Regions from separate parts of the Homo sapiens genome. Here region 1 is linked to region 2. The links are chromatin loops, found by intact Hi-C in ENCODE. Cell type or tissue: MCF 10A. All regions are shown on one strand. Each heading gives the region's core, and the rest is flanking DNA. Links, peaks and the distances in the headings are about the cores only.

Region 1 (10,487 bases), core at 1,511-9,510, 76 kb before region 2:
CTGCGTGTCGTAGAATGAGTCTGCATCCTCTGCCCTAAGTAAGCCCACTCACCCTTGCCATGACGCTAGATCCAGTCTTCTGAGGCTCCAAGGTAAGCCTGTAGCATCTGGGACCTCTTCTCACAAGGCAGGGCCACTTCCTATCGGTGATGGGAGGAGGGGGCTGCCGTGGATGACACCAGGTGCATGGAAAGCCCCTTCCACCCCACTGGAGTGGAGGTGCTGAAATGCCTAAACAGCATCCATCATGGGAGACCTGGAAACACCTGCTGCAGGCACCCCTCCTCCTTCCTCCACCTGTGGCACTTTGGGTGCCATGGGAAGATGCCCGACAGCTCCATCTTGCTCTGGGAAGGATCCCCCTGCCGACCTTGACTTTCCAGCCCCTCCCTGAGCCCCACAGAAAGTGCTCTCCATCAGAACAATTTAAAATGCCTACACCTTTCCTTTTTAGAGACCTGGAGGGGCGTCCCATGCTAGGTGGGGTGGGGGGTTCCCCAGTCTAGAGGAAATGGAGGTGCCACCTTGAAGAGTGATAAAGAGATTCATCCCAGCAGGCTGGCCGTTTGCATTTCCTCTGGCACGGGACCCACGCCACCTGAGGGGTGTCCGAGAATGCTAACGATGCTCACTTGGCTCCTGATCCCCAAAGACCTGCCTCCCTGAGAGGTGGAGACTTTGGCCGGCTGCCCCGTGGGATTTCCTGGTCAGCGGAGTTGAATGGGACGTCTTTGTCTGGAGTCTCCACCATGGACAGCGCCGGAGCCTTGGTGCCCTGGGAGGGCAGGGTGGCTTTGGATGCAAGAACCCAGGGGCCAGCCGTCTCTGCCTCTCCTGCTTAGGCCTAGCCTCAGCTGCCAGGAGAGCAGGCAGGGTCTCAACCCGACCCACACTCAGACAGCAAGGGAAGATTTTACAAAGTAGCAAAGCAGAGGGCCCAAGCTCCAGCGCCTGGATGTGCAACTCACCGTTCTCGAGTGTGGTAGAGGAGCTGTCCTGGCTACGGGTGCAGTGGAGCCGAGGAGGCGGGAGCCTCTGTTCCCCTTTTATAGCCCCCGAGAGGACGAAGCCGGCACCCCCAGGTGCCCTCCCCCAAGCCAGCCTGTCTCCCTCACAGGGCGGCATCAGGAGCGAGCCTGTGTCTCTTCTCGTTCCTTTATTGAAAAAAAAAAACACAAAACAAAACTCATCAGCGATGCGATTTGTTCCTTCCTGGGTTATATAATTTCATTTGGACCAAGTGGTTTTAAAACACATTAGCTTCTCTTCTTCGTGCTCGCCTTCGGGCAGACTGCAGTGTCAAGTGTCCGCTGGGCCTCACAGATGGGGCTCCCGGACTCCTTCCAGTCCTCTCTCCCTGCCTTTAAATCACCGCATTCACATTCAAGGGAAAGGTGAGCAGGGACAGTCACCAAAGCCCAGCACTGCGGCTTTGTATCTTTGCGATCTTCTCGGTCCTCGTTCATTCACCTGCCTGACTGTCCTACCTGCATTTGTCGTGTGCACACCATGTCTTCCTCATTCTGTAACTTCCGCGCAGGGGCCATGCTAATCTTCTCTGTATCGGTCCAATTTTAGTATATGTGCTGCAGAAGCAAGCACTCTATAACTTACAACAGGTGGTTTCTAGACTTTTACAGTCTTTATAATTAATGTTTAACATAAACAAGTTTATTATTCTCATAAGACAAGCTTATTTTTTATTATAAAAGAAACAAATACATTTTTATTATTAAAGCAGTTCATATACATTTGGAAAAATATTAGTGCATACAACAAAATAGAAAAAATAGCACTGATCATGTTAAAGAAGCTGCTCGTGGCCAGGTGTGGTGGCTCATGCCTGTAATCCCAGCACATTGGAAGGCCGAGGCGGGTGGATCATGAGGTCAGGACTTCGAGAGCAGCCTAACCAACATGGTGAAACCCTGTCTCTACTAAAAATACAAAAATTAGCTGGGCATGGTGGCGCACGCCTGTAATCCCAGCTACTCAGGAGGCTGAGGCAGCAGAATCACTTGAACCCCCTGGAGGTGGAAGTTGCAGTGAGCTGGGATCCTGCCACTGAACTCCAGCCTGGGCGACAGAGCGATACTCTGTCTCAAAGAAAAAAAAAAAAAAAAAAGAAAGCCTCTCGCGTCTACATTTGATGCATTTTCTTCTAGTGAGCTTCCGACATATTTTCTGGGTAGATTGATCACATTTATACATGTTGAATTTCATTCTTTTCACTTAACACTGTAACAATCACATCCTCAAGTTGCTAAAAAATCTGCAAGTTTGTGCCATTTTAAGTAACTGTGCAATGTTCTACCATTTAAGGTGGATCTAAATCATTCATGTTCTGAATAATTATAGGTTATACTCATGACCACTTATATGCAGTTGAGTACAATCTTTTTAAGGAAAATTTCTGGAGGGGAAACTTGGCACGTGCTTCCCATGGATTGGCGCAGATGGTCAATGTGCCACTTCCATCCTTTAGGAAAAGCTTCTGGGCAATACTTTCCCCTTCAGGGAACAGGACACAGTGGCTTCTTCCTTGCTGCGTAGTTGTTTTTCCCAGTGACACAGGTTTGTGGCTGGTGGGCTCCCTGGGAGCTCTGGAGCCCAGGGGTAGCTGGAGGCGGGAAGTAGGGTAAGCAGCACGGGAAGGGTGATGGGGTGGGGTTCGCAGCTCCCAGCTTGGGCTGCTGATTAGAGTCACTTGGGAGCCTTAAAAACCTCCTAATGCCTGGGCTGTACCTGGAATGAATTCCATCAGAATTTGTGGGGGTAGCTCAGGCATCAGTGATGGCGAAAAGCTCCCCATCCATAGTTTTTACCCATAGTTTTTACAAATGTAGGTTGAGTATCCCAAATCCAAAAACCCCAAATCGGAAACTTTTTGAGTGCTGAGTTGATTCTCAAAGGAAATGTTCATTGAAGCATTTTGGATTTTAAATTTGGGATGTTCTACTCATGAGTATAGTGCAAATATTTCAAAATCCTCCCCCCAAAAACCCTTAAAATCCAAAACAGTTCTGGTCCCAAGTACTTTGGATAAGGGAACTTGACCTGTAGTGGTGATAGTGGTGGTTAAGTATCACCATCTTGGAGGTGTGTTTTCTGTCCAGTGCTAGGCCTGCCTGTAGCAGCAGAAACTGAGACCCCAGGACCTGGGGGCAGCTTTCTGGGCATCCACCACTGGAGTGTGTGTGTGTGTGTGTGTAAAGCAGCGCTGTCACAGTGTGGCACTGGCATCTTGCCACTTTGGGAGTCCACCAGTGGGAGGCAGCAGGCGGGCTGGGCAGTAGCACAGGCATCAATCCTGCTTACCCCACCCCCACGAAGAAGGCGATGGTGTCCATCAGAGACCTCAGAACCGCTGAGAGGCACTGTGGCTGGCCGGAGATGCTGTGATGGCGAGTGAGGTGTGGGCTGTTCTTGCAAGAATGTCACAGAACTGCAGGCCTGGCCTGGGGCTTTCAGGATGCACATGGCTTCAGTGTTTTTAGAGAAATGAATCCCACAGATGGGTTTTGACCACAGGCAGTCAGGGAGCTTCTCCCCATCCCCTATTTAACTGCGTCATGGGCCTCAGGAAAGGCAGAGCCAAGCACTCTTGGTCCAGCTTCTGTTGGTCAGTATTTCATCCAGAATGTGATGTGGCCACTTGAGTTGTGGCACATACAAACTAGAACCTGTGCAGGAAAGTCCCCTCCCTGGGGAAAGTATGACTGCCTGCCATGCTACCCTCCTGGAGGCCACGGGTATAATGACAGCAAAGATGCTGACTGCCACGCCTTCCAGTCCTAATTTTCTAAGATACTTATTTATTTATTATTTTATTTTATTTTTTTGAGACAGAGTCTCGCTCTGTCACCCAGGCTGGAGTGCAGTGGCGCGATCTCGGCTCACTGCAACCTCCACTTCCCAGGTTCAAGCGATTCTCCTGTCTCAGCCTCCCGAGTAGCTGGGACTACAGGCATCCACCACCACGCCTGGCTAATTTTTGTATTTTTAGTAGAGACGGGGTTTCATCATGTTGGCCAGGCTGGTCTCCAACTCCTGACCTCAAATGGTCCACCCACCTTGGCCTCCCAAGGTGCTGGGATAACAGGCGTGAGCCATCGTGCCCGGCCAGCTACTGATTTATTCTTCTGTGCCTTTCTTCATTGAATGAAGTGATCACAGTGGTTTTCTCATTCACTCTGTTAACACAGTGGACCGCAAGAATATATATTTTTTTCTAACATTAAAGAATTCCTGGCTTTCTTGGGATGAACCTTACCTTGGTAAGATACAATAGGTTTTCTAATAGATTCTGGGATTTGTTTCATGAATACTTTATTTAGAATAGATCTTTTAGGCTGTGCTTAGTGGTTCACATCTGTAGTACAAGCACACTTTTGGGAGGCTGAGGTGGGAAAATTGCTTGAAGCCAGGAGATTGAGACCAGCGTGAGCAACATAGCAACGCCCTATCTCTACAAAAAAGAAAATTTAATTTATAGAATAAATATGTTAACATATGTTGCCTTTACTTCTCCTTCCTCACATTGCATTCAGTAGGAAGGTCTTACCAGCCTTATGAAAGAGGAGCCACGCTTCCCCTTTTTCCTGTCCTCTGGAAAGGATCTGGTAAAGATAGGAATTCCAGAGCTGTCTAGGAGACATATGGGGTAGGACTTGGGCTGAGGTGAGGGGCAGAAAAGGAGTGAGCTCGGAGGTCATGGGTCGGGGGTTTCCAGACTGAGAGCTGGGGGGCTAAGATGGGAGCCTTGGGGATGGGGAAATGCTGAGGTCAGTCGTGGGCAGGTGTTTGAGGAGCCCTAGAGGGTGGCCAGGTGGCTGCTCGCTGGGCCTGGAACCCTTTATTTCTTTGCTTACGTTTGAGACCTCAAAGAAGCCCAGAGCTCTTTAACGAGGCCTCAGCCGTAAACCTGAACATGGGTGTGGACAGAGGACAGGTGGCTGTGAACAGCCAGGGAAAGGTGGGCACACCTGAGAGAAGACAAGAAGAGGACAGGTGGCGGAGGGTGGACAGAGAAAAACGACTCAGTGAAGGACCCGGAGAAAGTACCAGGGAGGAGGGTCTTGCGGGTAGAAGCGGGGAGGAGTGAAGAAGGCAGAGTTGCCCCGCAACAAAGAAGGGATCATCCGAGTCAGGGACTGTATCACGGCGCCCACCTGCCGGCTCGTTTGCTTGTGGTCTGTAGGGGACACTCCAAATCCAATCTTGAACACGGAGCTGGCAAACTTCTTCTGCCATGAGCCAGATAGTAAACGTGTCCAGCTTTGTGGGTCATAGGATCTTGGTGGCAGCTGGCCAAATCTGCTGTTGCAGCAGAAAAGCAGCCATGGGGAAAAGGCAGATGAATGGGTGTGGCTGGGCTCCCATGAAACCTCACTTAGGAAGATGGGCCGCAGCTGGCTTTGGCCCAGCCTGCCGTTTGCTGCCCTGGGTCTAGGTCTCCAGCTGGCAAACTGTTGCAACAGGTGTGCAGTCGACACTGTGACAGCCTCGTGCTGTTTCTGAAAACCATTGTGTAAAGTGGGAGAACAAGAGAACGCACTGTGTGGGAGTGTTGTGCTGTGTGAACGGGTTGAAGTGACCTGCTACCCTGCTTGTCCGGGCAAGACGACCTCTTCTCTGGCACAGGCTGTCTCTAGGTTGGCTAGCAACTCGCATGTACACGGCCCCGCCCATCTATCTCTCGGGCATCTGGAAAAATAAGTTGTGGCCGCTGGAGGGAACAGTCCTAGAGTTGGGGGTTGGAGAGGCCATTGAGAGAGGCCACCTGCTGAACCGGCCGAGGAGCAGTTCACAGTCAAGAGGGAAGAGAAGGGCACAAGGGGGGCTGAGAAGCCTCGAGGCCGTGGCCATTGCAGAGCCACCCCAGCCCCCGTGGCTGCTGCACTGGATCGCTGGGTTTTCCTGGGTCCCCAAGAGAAGGCTCTGTGTTCTTCTCTCACGCTCGCTGTTTCACTTGGGCTGGTTTCAGTGGATTTCTGCTCTTTGCAATTATAGGCACTCCAAGGCCAGGTGCAGTGGTTTATGCCTATAATCCCAGCACTTTGGGAGACCGAGGCAGGCAGACCACAAGAGGCCAGGAGTTCGAGACCAGCCTGGCCAACATGCCAAAACGCTGTCTGTACTAAAAATACAAAAATTAGCTGGGTCTGGTGGTGGGCACCTGTAATCCCAGCTACTTGGGAGGCTGAGACAGGAGAATCACTTAAGCCAGGGAAGCAAAGGTTGTAGTGAGCTGAGATCGTGCCACTGCACTCCAGCCTGGAAGACAGAGGAGGACTCTGTCTCTAAATAAATAAATAAATATATAAAAAAAGAGCCCCAAGTTGAGAGCCTCCCTCCCTCCTAGTCTTTCTTCCTGTACTCAACATGGGGAGAGGACCCTACTCTGGGGTGCATTTCAGTTTTGAGATCTTTGAGCTTTCACCCTCAACATGGTAAATGTGCAGCCTGTAGCAGGCACTTGGTAAGTAGCAACAGCACCATGATGGACAGTTGATTTCATGGATAGCTGGTTTTGGTTTTAGTTCTTGGACCATAATGGTGCTCTGTAGTGGGTTGGAGTCTCCCATCTGGAATCTCAAATATGACCTTATTTGGAAACTAGGATCTTTGCAGATGTAATTAGTTAAGATGAGGTCATCCTGGATTAAGGTGAACCCCAAATCCAACAACTGGTGTCCTGATAAGAAGAGGACAGACGCGCAGAAATGCACAGGGAGAAAGGCGATGTGAAGATGGAAGCAGAGACTGGAGGGAGGCAGCTACAAGCCAAGAAGCACCAAGGATGCCAGCAACCTCACAGCTGGAAGGGGCCAGGAACTGCCTGCCCTCAGGCCCTGCAGATGGAAACGACTCTGCTGATGCTGTGATTTTGGACTCTGGCCTCCTGAACTGTGAGGGAGTAACTTTCTGTTGTAATCTACCAGTTTGTGGGGCTTTGTTATGGCACCCACAGGAAACTAATGCAGGGCTTCAAACGTGTGTCTGAGTGGACTGATGAAATGTCTGTCCCTTGTGCTTGTTCCCAGAAGAAAGCGGACCGTGGCTGTGGCCTGTGTGTTTCTTCTGGCCTCCTAGGAAGACACTACACAGCCTGATGGGAGAGGTAACCTTGGGAATTGGAAGCCATCGAGTTGCAGCTGTGGAACAGCCACGGCAAGAGCAATATTCAGTCACCAGAAAAGCTGTTTCTGCTGTAGATGGCTTCTGAAAATCCAGACTCTTACGAGATTTTAAAACACTCCTCTTTGTAAATTAGAAAGGTGCTTTTGAAGTGTGAGTCATCCAGAAAGTGGCATCTCTGAGAACTGAGAGAGAAAGTGCTAGTGAGATTTGAGCACCGGAGGAAGGCTTCCCCTACCCCACGTGGCCACGGCTCTGGGACCTTGGCATTGCATTTGTGATAAAATAAACGGTGCTCCCCGTCCCTCACACATAGCTCCCATCTAACCAGTTTACAAGTTTCAAACACAGACACACTGAACATCAGACAAGGCTCTTATATAGGGACTGTGCATTGGTCAAGGCTCTTCAGAGAAGCAGAGCCAATAGCGTGTGTGTGTGTGGAGAAGAGAGAGAGAGGGGAGAGAGAGGAGAGAGAGAACGGAGAGAGCGGGAGGGAGAGAGAGAGAACAGAGAGAGAGGGAGGGAGGGAGAGAGAGAGAGAGGGGAGAGAGAACAGAGAGGGAGGGAGGGAGAGAGAGAGGGAGGGAGGGAGAGAGAGGAGAGAGAACAGAGAGAGAGGGAGGGAGGGAGAGAGAGAGGGAGGGAGGGAGAGAGAGGAGAGAGAACAGAGAGAGAGGGAGGGAGGGAGGGAGAGAGGGAGGGAGGGAGAGAGAGGAGAGAGAACAGAGAGAGAGGGAGGGAGGGAGAGAGAGAGAGGGGGAGGAGAGATTTAGTCTAAGGAATAGGCTCATAAGATTGCAGGGCCTGGGAGGTCTGAATCCTGCAGGACTAGCCATCAGGCTGGAGACCCAGCGAAGGAGGAAAGTTGTCCCTGGAGTCTGGAGGCAGAACTCCTTCCTGCTCAGGGCACATCTGTCTTTTCTCCTAAGGCCTGCAACTGGCTGGGGAAGGCCCACCCACTTTATGGCAGGTTATCTGCTTTAAAGTCTACTGATTTAAACCTTAATCACAGCTACAGAATACCTGCATAGATACATCTTGGCTGGTGTTTGATCAGACATCTGGGCACCACAGCTGAGCCAATTTGATCCATAAAATTAACAATCATAGACTGTTACAAGTGTCTGTGGTGATGTAGCAAAATACTCCTTTCCCCAGCATGGCCATGTCCTTGGAACTCTGAGCCCAGATGCCATTGAGCTGCAGGTGTGTTCATTGGAAATAACTGAGCAGTTTGTTCATTTAGACAGCAAGGCTGTCTCTGGGAAGACTTTGCTGTAGATATTTTCAGGGGAATATGGGTAGCATACATGGGTAAAATACTTATTTCTGGGGCTGGCTCTTTCCTGGGAAGATATAGGTGTGCGGTCATGTTTGGAATGGGCTTTACTCACCTACTAGTATATTAACTTGTGGGAGTTTTATTAAAAGCTAATACGTGAACCAATGTCTGCAAGGACTTAGCAGTGGTTGCTAGTGGGTAGATGATTCTTTTTTTATGTATTTTTTTTCTTTTGCATATCTATCTTTTCTGTTTTATCCCAATAAAATAAAAAAAATTCATATGTAATAAATATTCTCTATAAGAATAACTTTGAAGTTATGAGCATTGTGAATATGTGAGGATTACTTGGCTGTCACCAGCATGCTAAAGTGGAGCTTTAGCTGGGCTCTCAGAAGCCCAGCAAGTGACAATACCATTACTATTACTCTTTTGGGGATGGGTTTTTGGCCCCCAGTAAAGTGGGTTCTTTTGGATAGAGCTGTTGGAAAGTGAAAATCCTTGGAACTTACAGAAACAATGGCTTGACATAAAATCAGTGAAACTGCAACACTGTAATGCATGGTTGGTTTGATCCCTGAGAGCTGGGAGCTACACCTGTCAAATTGTGTTTCACCCCAATAATCTGCAGTGAGGCAAGGTATCCCTTGGTGATCTGGGTGCTATATTGCAATATGTTGGATACTGGATTATCTGGGGAGTGCAATTTTGCTGCACACTCATAGCTCATTTGTAAGAAGCATCTTTGGGAGATCTGTGCATTCAACGCTTCCTAAAATTTTTTCTTTTTCCCCTTATAAATAAGACTGTTGGAGGATAAAACTTTGGAGAAATATTTTAAATGCTTGTCTCTAATCTCCCTCTGGAGTCATAGAGAAACCACTGACTTCTGTCAATCTTTAGCTGGAAACAAAGAGCCAGCAGCTGTACTGGTTGGGGTACACTAGCCTCAGGGATCCCTGACCTGCCTGTATGCAGCTTCCACTACACATCTCCAGAATAGCCATCTGCTAGGAAAGGAACTCTGAAGAATTATTTTCATTTATTTATTATTAATTTTTTTAAGAGACAAGGTCTCACTCTGTTGCCCAGGCTCGAGTATAGTGATGCGATCATGGCTCACTGCAGCCCCAACCTCCAGGGCTCAAGTGATCCTCCTGCCTCAGCCTCCTAAGTAAGTAGGTACGACTACAGGCATATACCATCATGCTTGGGTAATTTTTTTGTTTTGTTTTTTGTAGAGATGGGATCTCACTATGTTGCCCAGGAGGTCTCAAACTCCTGGCCTCAAGCAATTCTCCCACCTTGGCCTCTCAAAGGGCTGGGATTATAGGTATGAGCCACCTTACCTAGCCTGAATAATTTTTTCAAAGAATAGAATTTATAAGTAAGGCTGGGAATTATATGGAAAAACTCCCACGTTTTTATCTGATGCCACAAGGAGTCAGAGAAACAGCTGCTAATGTGTGCTCACAGGTCTCCTGAAGTTGCAGGAGTATCAGCCTCCCAGCAACACTTTGAGATTCAAACCTTAGTTTTAAGTGAGAGATTGGAAAGCTCCTGGAAGTGTCTTATTGAGAGAGGGAAGGAAACACTTAACTTGGTCAATGCTTGAAGACACAAGGCTTGACTCTTGTCTCTACTGTTTGATTCTAAAAGAAGCCACTCCTCTCAGCACCCCCTCTGACAAAGGCAGTGCAGCCATTGGGTCCTGTCTAAAGTGAACCTCAGGGAGGGTGAGATGTGATTACTGTTAGGATGTTCAAAGGCAGCTCTGGAGAGTCTTGGAGGGCTCCACTTAAAACTGGATGGGGCACACCGATACTAGGAAATAACTCTGAGTCCCAGCCTGTCTGAGAGATCATCTATGTAACCAATGGGCGAGTGGCAAGCTGACTCCTGTGGCCTCTGCACCCCCATCCTTGGCAGACATCCCTCATTGGTTGTGACCCTCTGTCCTCTGCCCCACTGGATCCACTGCAGTGAGGGGCAGAGCCAGGCTAGAACCAAGCCTCTTCCTTGCCCATCTGGAGCTCTGCCTGCTGTCTCTTCGTCTCCCAGC
Region 2 (10,359 bases), core at 1-8,000:
CTCTCCGGGGCAGGCGGGCAACTGGCCACGTCCCGGCGCCTCCCGCCCGAACCACGTGGGCTGCGCCCCGCTCCGCCCAGCTCCGGGAGCGCGGACACCTCTGGATGCCCTGCCAGGCAGAGGGCGGAACGGAACGGACACCTGGGGCGCCCGCGCGGGAAGCGCCAGTGCGGGGGAGAGCCCCGGATACTCGACCCCCAAGCCAGTTTGGGGAGAAAGACGGCGGCGGGGAGGGGAAAGTTGAGCACACAGCTGCGATTCCCGTGAGTTGCGGCGACTTTGCATAGGTGACATCGCGCCGCGGTCCTGCCTTGGGCACGGTGGGACCCGCTTGCTGAGCGCGCTCTAGAGCGCGCGGCACATCGTCGAAATTTCTAACTCTGCAGGGAAAGCGCTATGTACTTCGGCTTTACAAATGGGGAAACTGAGGCTCAGAAACGCGCCCTACCAAAGCCACCGACCAGTAAGTGGCAACGCCAAATAATAAATAGGACTTTAAGCCCAGGGCTTTCTGCTGCAGAGAGCGTACCCTCACCCCTTCGATTCTGCCAGGCATCAGGACCAGGAGGGTCCCGCAGCCGCGGGCAGCCCTGCTGCGGGGAGGAGACCGAGGCCTTGCCCGCCAAGAAAAAGTCAAGATCCGCGGGCAAATGGGGCAGATGTGGAAGCCAGGACGCGCGGCGCGGTGGTTCCAGGACCGAGGACGCGCTGCGGGGAACGCCTGGGAGCTCCGCGCCGCTGCGCTCTTCTCCTGGACTCTAGGGCCGGCCTTTGGGTGCTCAGCGGGGCCCGCAAGCTCAGAGGGTCCCAAGGCGAGCCGCCGTCTCCAGTCCGCCCGGCCTGCCTGTCCTTCCGAATTCCAATGGACATTAGGGAATTGCCCTCCTCCCTCATCCTCCAAGACTGGGCGCTTCAGAATTTTCTCTCCCTCCCCCTCCCTCTCCCTTGTCACTTAAAAACTCACATTCTGTTCTCCAGGAACCGCTTTTGCAATTCAGTTTTCCTATCTGCAAAATGATAGGAATAAAGCCATTAGGTGAATGAATAGATACTAGTATCTCCATTTAACAGAAGAGGAATCAAAACCTTATAGGATTGTTGTGATATCACATTAGATTATTTGTAAACAGCTTTCAAAAGGCTGCAAAAGAACAAAAAAGAATGTTGTTGCCTGCTGAGCCCAGGGGAACACTGTAGGTGAATCAGGGTATTTCAGGCCCCTGGGCTGCTTTGAGACAGGTGCTCTTACCAAACACCATCAATTGTTGAGTGTGAACCCTGGAATAGAGTGAAGCTTACACTGAAGCCAGTATTTCCACATCCCATATGATCTGGTGCTTATGTTTTTCATTTCCTTACCTCCTTGCCATATACTTTACTGTTACTTGTTAAGATTAATAAATCCCTTAAGAGTTGATGTAGGGACTTAAGTTCCTTAAGGGCAGAAGTTTTTAAAAATGTTTTTAATACTTTAGTGCTTATTTATTTGAAGTAGTGGTTTTAAAAAATATACAACTGACACACGCTGATATATAAGGTATATAGTAAAGAATATAAGGAGTATAAAATGAAAAGCCAAATTCTCTCTTATTCCATTACTAACCTCCATGACCAGAAAGCAATCATTATTAATGGTGTCTTCTATATTCTTTCTGAATGGTGTGTGTGTGTGTGAGGTTAAGCATGTGGGCTCAAACCAACTGCAAGAGTCGGAATTCCAACTAGGAGTGTGGCCCACAAGCTGTGTCATCTTGGACCTGTTACTGAATCTTCTACTGACTTTTTTCTCTCTTCTCCATGATGAGAATAGTAATGGGAGTTACACATAAGGGTGTTGTGAATCAATATCCCTGCAGCTTGGGTGAGACACCATGTGGTGAGTGCTTGGTAAATATTAATTACTATTCCTGTTGATCTACTTCATCCTTTTTTGGTTGCAGAGTATCCAATGTGTGAGTTACCATAATTACTTACCAGTCTTCTATTGATGGACAGTTAATTTTTGATTTTTTGCTATTTAAATGATTCTGCCATAAATATCATCCTAGATAATTCTTATTGACACCTATCATACATAGGATGACACATGAATATCATTGTACATACATACTGATATATCTGTAGACTAAAAGCCTATAGATTTGGATTTTCTGAGTCAAAGGATGTATACAATTTTAAGAGAAAATTCTAGAATTATAAACTTTTTTTTTTTTTTTTAATGGAGATGGAATCTTGCTCTGTTGCCAGGCTGGAGTGCAGTGGCTTGATCTCGGCTTACTGCAACGTCTGCCTCCCGGGTTCAAGCAATTCTCCTGCCTCAGCCTCCCCAGTAGCTGGAACTACAGACGCACACCACCACTAATTTTTGTATTTTTAGTAGAGACGGGGTTTCACCATGTTGGCCGGGATGGTCTTGATCTCTTGACCTCGTGATCCACCCTCCTCGGCCTCCCAAAGTGCTGGGATTATAGGTGTGAGCCACTGCACCCGGCCCTGGAATTATAAACATTTAAAATGATTAAACAATCCCCAAATTACAGAAAGTTTCAAGTATAACACAAAGAACCCTACCTTCCCCTAGCCATTTGTGATGGAGTTTCTGACATGAGGGTTTAGTGTATTTTATACAAACAAGGACAACCTTCTATTAAACTGCAATCCAACCATCAACATCTGTACATGATATGTTGCTATCATCTAATCATCGGAGTCCTTTCAAATGTTGCCAGTTGTCTCCGTAATTTTTTGTTGCCAAACGATCCAGTTTAGAATCTCATGTTCTGTTTAGTTGTCATTTCTAAGTCTCCTTCAAATCAGATCAGTTCCTCTGTCTTTGACTTTCATGGCTTTGCTATTTAAATATTAAGCCACTTATTTTTTAGGCTGTCCCTAAATTTGGGTTGGTCTGCTGTTTCCCATGATTATACTCAGGTTTTGCATGGTTGGGAGAATCATCTTGCAGAAGTGAGGCCGGGTCCTCTCCCTGTGTCCTGTCAGCTGGTGCATGGCTGCAGTATGTCTCCTTACTGCTGCTGGGATCCCCAGACTAAGGTGCTGTCTTCCAGCCTTCTCCATGGGCAAGTTACTCCCTTCCCCCCTGTAATTAATATGTATTTTTGGAGGAGGGGTGTACACATTTAAAATTTCATAAGGCCAGGCGCGGTGGCTCACGCCTGTAATCCCAGCATTTTGGGCCAGGGCGGGCGGATCACTTGAGGTCAGGAGTTCGAGACCAGCCTGGCCAACATGGCGAAATCCTGTCTCTACTAAAAATACAAAAATTAGTTGGGTGTGGTGGTGCGCGCCAGTAGTCCCAGCTACTCCGGGGGCTGAGGCAGGAGAATCGCTTGAGCCAGGGAGGCAGAGGTTGCAGTGAGCCGAGATTGTGCCACTGCACTCCAGCCTGGGTGACAGAGCAAGACTCTGTCTCAAAAAAAAAAAACTAAATAAATAAAGAATAAAATTTAATAAACAATGTCAAATGGTAGCAGAGAATAGATTTTATCTTTGTATTCCTGCCTCCCCAGCTTCTTCTCAGGGCTCCCCAGTGTGCCCGTCGCTGGTACCCTCTACCTCCCTGACGTTTTACCCTGCCCTGAGACCTACCCTTCCTTGTTCACTTTCTAAAGGAGGAAACTGATGCCCAGAGAGTCAGATGGTGTTTACCCAAGATCACACAATGAGTCAGAGGCAGCCGATCTCTTCAGCCCTGAGCCTCACAAGCCACACTGTTAAAGTCTGGGTTGGTGGGTGGACACCAGAGGACAGCAGAGTCCCCTCCCTACTTCCTTGTCGTAATAGTGGCCGTCTGGAGACTCAGCCTTTGCTGGGACTTAGTGGCTGGCATGAGAGGGAGGAAAGGATGGTTCACTTGGCCATGCCAGCAGGAAGCTCACCACCAAAGATGGGCTTCAGAGAAGCACCCTTTAATTTCACTGCCTGGGCATACCCCAGTTCCAAGGATAACTGGTCAGGCAAGTCCCACTGAGGGGTGGCCTTGGGCTTAGCCTCCTCTCTGCACGTGGATAGGGAACCTTAGGGGAGAGAAGGTTTCTGGCTCACCAAGGAGCCTCACAGAGTCTGGACGTGCCTGCTTCCTTTGCAATGGCAGAGTCCAGGATTAGTGCTGAAAAGGCCTGCAGTTCCCATCCACTGACCCTCTCAGGTGCTCCAGCTCTCTGGCAGGCAGTAGTTAAAACCCGTCCCCCTCAGTCTCTCTGTCTAAACCCTCTGGGCCAATATGGCATTAGGCTAACAAGGGTTCTGGATTTTTGAGATAACCATCCAGGAAACAGAACACATGCAAAATATTGCCCCAAATCTTAGCCATATCCAGGAAACTACTTGTAAATTACAAGAAAATATGTTTTCATCAGACACTGAATCCTTTTTTTTTTCTTCCAATAAACCTGGAAAATGGAGGGGGGACCCCATTTTTGGAAGCATTCTGGCTTTGCCGTTGTTCAGCTGGGTGGGGGATCGTGGGTTATGCAAGAGTGCCCTAGGCCTTTAAAGAGCTGTCACCTGACTCTGCTCCTGCCAGTTCGTCAGCACACAGCCTCATGTGACTGCCCTCCAAGCAGCTGAACACACACGCAGCTCCCTGGGCTCACATTGGTCTACTTGCACAGCCCCACCCTGGCTGCCTCCGCTTGCTCTCTGGGCTCCAGCTCTTTTCTGAATGACCCTGCAACCCAACCTCCCTTCATCTGTCCAAGTCCTGCTCCCTGTTCGGATCACCACTCAACTGTCCTTCCCTCAGAAATCAGGTCCTGGCCAAGCAGCCCTGCCCACTGTCGGCTTCCCTGGGGTTCCTGCATGTTCTTGCAGATCAGGCCCATCATTTATCTCCCGTGCTCGTGTGATTATCGGGTTAGTGTCTGTTGCTCCCCTGCTCTGAGCTCTGGGAGGACAGGGACTGCGATGCTCACTCTGATGTCCTGCTGCCTTCCACGGTGCTTGGTGCATAGTAGGCTCTCAACAAATATGTGTTGAATAAATATTGTTCAATAACCATAATATCATATTTTGATGCTGGCCTTCATCTTAACTTTGACTGAAGGGCATTTTCCAAACAGAGCTAGCTCTGCCCTCCACCATCCAGGTGGCCTGAGCTCACAGCACTTCCCTGGAAGAGCAGGGTCTCTTGGGAAATGACTTGATGGGATGACAGAATGCGGAGCTGGGAGAGGGAGGGTTGAATTGTCCTCACAGGGATCTCTGCTGGCTTGTGGGCCAACATTCTCCTCTTGCTGTTGCCGTTCATTGGCTCTTACTATGTTTTCAGATGGTGGCCCCCAACTCAGCCTCTTTCTCTTTCTTGTGTTGGTCCAAGATCACCCTTTGTTTTCTCTCCTAGGATGCGTGTGCTACAGAGCAAGAAGTAATCCCCTTTTGCTCAAAGCTTAGCAGAATTCCATTTAGGATTCCTAAATTTCTACCCCACATGTGTGACTGCTTGAAAGTGTAGGACTCTCACACTTATGTTGGCAATGTGCTTTCCCTCATCTGCACACATAGAGAACTACATCTTGATGAGTGCTTGAAGGGAGCTGTAATGAACCAGAGAGGCCAGCCAAGAGGAGTGAAAAATCTGAACAATGAAGTTCTTGAATCTAAAACCATCAGAAATCTCAGCCTTCTGGGGGTTCTGGAAGCTTCAGCTCATGTTGGGGCATGGGCCAATGAGCAGTTCTCTTTACCTAAATTACCTTAATTAGGAGCTTTAACCATCAGGGATTCAGGAATTAGGCAGAAATGGTCCAAATTGAAGGGAATGAGTTCAGGCAATAAAATTTCCAGACCCACTTCTGGAAATCTTGGTCATGTGGTTATGAAGGAAGACAGCAGGAAGGGAACCAGTCCTCACTGAAGGCTACGGTATGCCCAGCAAGTGTGGTCTGGGAGCCTGGCATGCACATTAGCAATTGGGTTGGGCATCTGAACTCCCCAGTGTCAACTGGGTTGTGCAGATAAGGAAGCTGAGGCACTGGTGCAAGGTCACACAGTCAGAGAGGGGAGACCAGAGGCAAACCCAGGTCTAAGGGGCTCTGAGCCTGGATTTCCACAGCGCCTGGGGCAGGCAACAGCCACAGCAGGGGTGACTGGTTCATGGGGCCTGGCACAGCCAGAAGCAGGAAAGCTGTGAAGAGCAGATGTAGAAATTCAAAACCAGAGCCCCCCTCATGGGCCCATGCTGGGGAAAACAGTGGCAAGCAGCCCTGTTAGGCCCTGAGTGCATCGTGCCCTACAGCAGGTGGTGGGCATCCCTACATCAGGTGGTGGGCATCCCTACAGCAGGTGGTGGGCATCCCTACAGCAGGTGGTGGGCATCCCTACAGCAGGTGGTGGGCATCCCTATACCAGGTGGTGGGCATCCCTACAGCAGGTGTTGGGCATCACCCCATTCCCAAGTCACAATGGTCGAATTAGGCATTACAGGAACAATTCCTTTTGCTTCTTCTCCACTTCCATAATTCATAGCGATGGCCTAATTTCAGTTTCAACACACAAGCCACACTTCATATCTCACGTTAAACTCTTGTATGAATGTTGCAGAATATTTGCAGTAACGCTAATGTCCTCCCCACAGTGAAAGCTGTTACAAGATCTCTCGCTCGAGCTGCTACCGCCTGCACCTCTCAGGTTGGTCTGATGTCAGCACAGGGCTTGGCTGAAACCACCCCAGAGCCAGCAGCAGGAATCCAGCAGTATCACCGCCCCTAGGCCTCCCCCTCACTCATGGCCAGATTCAAAGCCCATTACCAACTAGTAATATACCTAGAGCCAATTCCTAACCCGTGAATCCTCACCTTCACCTTCCCATTCCCCATACTCACCTCAGTCTTGCCCTTCTGTGAACTACAGTTTTCCAAGCTTGCCTCCACCTGAACTCCAAACCCAATTAATTTCCAGCCCTATCTTCCATGGCTTTCTGACCCCACAAATCCAAATGAGTCCACCTATTCCTGGGAGCACGTGTGCCTTCAGTTCTGGGTGGAAATGCAATGTCAGGCTGTGTTTTGTGCCTTCTCATTTTCTCCTACAGTTATCCAAGGTTAACCCTCAAGACAGGCTCAAATCCTACCTGCTCAGGTTGCTGGGCTAGGTCACTGGTTTTGAAGCAGGGTTTGTAAACATATTTCAGGTTCTGAAAATACTTGGTTAGAATTTTCAGGTATTTAAAATTATTTAAAAACTGTCATAACAACTAAACACATACTTGGGAAACGGAATGACAGGCTCAGGTCTATCTCCCCAGGGCATACTGTGAGAGCCAGAAGGCATCTGTGGCGGTGTTTAAAGAAATCCGCATCTCCTGCCAACTTAGTGCAGACTGTGCTGAAAATCAGAGCCAGGATTTGATTGTAAGGGTGCCAAGAGGAAGGTTTCCAGATGAAATGTAGGCTTTCCAGTTAAATTTGAATTTCAGATAAACACGGAATAACTTTTAGTATAAGTATGTTCTAAATATTGCATGGGGCATACTTGCTTACACTAAAATATTATTTGTTGCTTATCTCAAATTCAAATTTAACTAAGCGTTTTGTATTGACATCCTGCAAATCTATACCAGAAATACAAAGGGAACACCCTGAATATGTTTTCTGTGCTTAAGTCAGGGCACTGATAGGGTGGTAGAATCATGTAACCTGGGAGGAGGACATTTGGATAGATGAGTCTAAGCTTGAACACCTAGATTCCCAAGAACCCTCTTGGGAATAGCCCTTTCCCTTTTCCCAAGGATGCTGATACCTGGATACTGTGCAGAGTCTTCACCTGAGATGGTTGACTTCCAATGTGATGCTTGTCCTTCTCAAGATCTGTCTCCATCTCTTCTTATTTCCTCTACACAAATAACTAGGGCCAGGTCCCAGTATAGCCCAAGTGGGAAAATAAAGTTTCTTTTCTAGGAATAAACAGCATCTAGTGAACATAACTGCAAGTCTTGGCTAATATATGTCACCAAGCGACAGAGAGAAATGTGTCTGAATAAGCCACGGAGATATTGAATTCAGTTTGTTGATTTGGAGGAACTTGTCTATGTCTTAGAATTTGACTTCTTGGCAAGGATACTTGGAAATCATTCAAATACACTGCTGAGATGGCACTGCGAAGCTTGGGCATGATGTAAATGAGGTGTAGATGTTATGCTTGCCTTGGCAGAGTATTGAGTAGGAACTTAGAAGGCTTAGGGAGGTAGAAATGTGAGAATGGATTTATTATGTAAGATCAAAGACTCTATCATTTGACTGTGTTTCCTGGGAGGGCCCAGAGGACACTTTCTTCACCAAAGCAATAAGAAATATACCAGTGTGGGGAGTGTCTGCATCTTTTGGCAACTCAATACTGGCTGTTCTCTGAAGCTGGTATTAACAGTAGGAAGTTACTCCATGGAACTACACTCTGTAGTGTCATGGGGGTTGCTGGGATTCTGAAATAGAAGAGTTCAGATAGAGATCCTCAACTATCAGAGGTAGGGTGGACAGAATTTCTGTAATGGTAAAAAATCCAGAAAAGCAACCAAACATAAGTGTCTATGGGATGGCTAGTAGACTATGGTATTCCTTGGGGCTCAAGAAATTAGCAGACAATTAGGGTACTGGTTGATTGTGCACACAGATAATTCAAGGACTGGTGAACGGAAGGCTGATATCAGATGCTGCAATGAAAAATCACAATCCCTCATTCAGTTTCCATATCTAAACCAGTTTTTATAGACCTAGACCCCATCGACTAAAGGAGAAGCAAGGTCCCTTCGAGGAAGGACTTTACAGTGTCACTACAATATATACCATAAATATTATACATTGTTTTCCCCAAAGGGCCCATGGTTATTTACCAGGATAACTGTACATAGGGGAAAGGGAAACAGTCATACTTTGGAGGGTGATTGGATACAGATTCTGAGCTGACATTAGTCAGGGGAGCCATCACGCTGTCATCAGAAAAGATCTGAAACAGCTTTTACGTGGGAAGGACAACAGTACACCTTCTCTCTATTGTCTGTCCCAGGGCTATATCAAATCTCTGATTACTGTCACAATATAATCCTCAGGAACCTTAAGCACATTGGTGCAACATATGGTGATATTTTCCAGATTAGAACTGGTGAAAAGGAGAGTAGAAAGATGCTGAATACTCTGGTAAGACATATGTGCATTGGGAGGCCAATCTTATGATGTTCCAGGGATATAAAACTTAGGCTAGGTTCTTAGGGGACTAAAGATGTAGAGTCTGCTGGGACATACCTTCAAAAGTATAGGGCAAATTATTCTCTTTGCAGGCGCTATGACAAGGACAGAGACATAGCACTAGGTGGAACTTTGGATGTTGGAGGCAGCACATGGCTCACTTGGGAATACTGCTGCAATCCATTTGGGAAGTGATTTGGAAGGCTGGCAGGTTTGAGTGACGCTTAGAGCGTGAGAAAATTCTGTAGCAGGTCCAGGTATTAATGCAAGCTTCTCTAGTTGTTCAGGGAACTGGAAGAGAATAAGGTTGAAAGACTGGAGACAGAGAGGTATGTGCAGGGATCTTGGGAATAGGCGCCATATGTGAATCTTCTATCTCATGTCAATGCTTACCAGAGGCCACCTAGTACAAAAAGGACACTGAATGAATGGGTATACTGGGTCATTTACCCTATGGAGTCAGACTGTGTCCTTGGTCACCTCAATGTTCATGCCAGGGGACCAGGAGGGAGGCCATATGGTCCGACTACGTGGGCTCTATCTCACCAAGCCTGATCTAGCTACTTCTGTTGCTGGATATCTGACTGATGCTGAGCTCTTTACATGGCACCATCCCCTGAGAAGACCAAACAATCCCTTGGAGCTGGCGTAGATTTGGGGTATTTAGTGGGAGTTCGTGAGAGGTAGGTTGGAATGTGCTATTGAAAAGGGTTTAGGATTTTGGTTCTGAAACAAAATGAGTAGACTCACTTTTCCCTACTCCTCCCTTCTAAAAACTAAATACCATGGAAATTCTTTAACAGACAATGATAAAAGGACTCTGAAAGTTGGGTAGAAGAAGGTAGACTGGCCAGAGACCTCAGGACTGGAGGAAAGATAATATGGTGGGTTCCTTAGACTTTTCTTTTTATCTCCCATGTAGCCTAGACTGGGTGTCAGAGATGTCTGCAACCAGTATCTACAACAGGAGATATTCTTTAATGTTTTGTAATAATCTTTTATTATGTTTGAACATAATAACCAAATGACCAGAATATAATACAAACCCACTTGTCATACCAAGAACCAGAAAAAAACCACCCGAGTGAGAAAAGACAATAAATAGATGTTGATACTTTGATGCATCAGATGGTAGAATTATCTGGTAAGAATTTTAAAGCAGTTA

What was found. Peaks named below come from ENCODE experiments on the same cell type or tissue, not always from the same donor. Only the 100,000 strongest peaks of a DNase experiment are listed, where the experiment ranks them.
Region 1: a loop joins it to region 2, with 6 times the contacts of the local background. A loop is called at or near these places in 3 of 110 quality-filtered maps.

What each region holds. Positions count from the first base shown.
Region 1 is chr2:237,554,280-237,564,766 of GRCh38, reverse strand. It overlaps MLPH (melanophilin), which reads right to left. Exons shown (of 16, transcript NM_024101.7): 16 at 9,445-10,487. It also overlaps the pseudogene RNU6-1140P. Among named protein-coding and RNA genes, the nearest start is that of PRLH, 7.1 kb to the left of the region's middle. RefSeq lists an enhancer at 844-1,344. In MCF 10A, for the core only: no CTCF peak of the experiment used is centred there; a DNase peak (open chromatin) is centred at 5,316.
Region 2 is chr2:237,476,915-237,487,273 of GRCh38, reverse strand. MLPH (melanophilin) reads right to left here and starts at 23. Exons shown (of 16, transcript NM_024101.7): 1 at 1-23. It overlaps LOC105373957 (a long non-coding RNA gene), which reads left to right and starts at 126. Exons shown (of 2, transcript XR_001739962.2): 1 at 126-463; 2 at 553-1,574. RefSeq lists an enhancer at 188-1,156. In MCF 10A, for the core only: a CTCF peak has its summit at 3,785 (motif pointing right); a DNase peak (open chromatin) is centred at 3,703.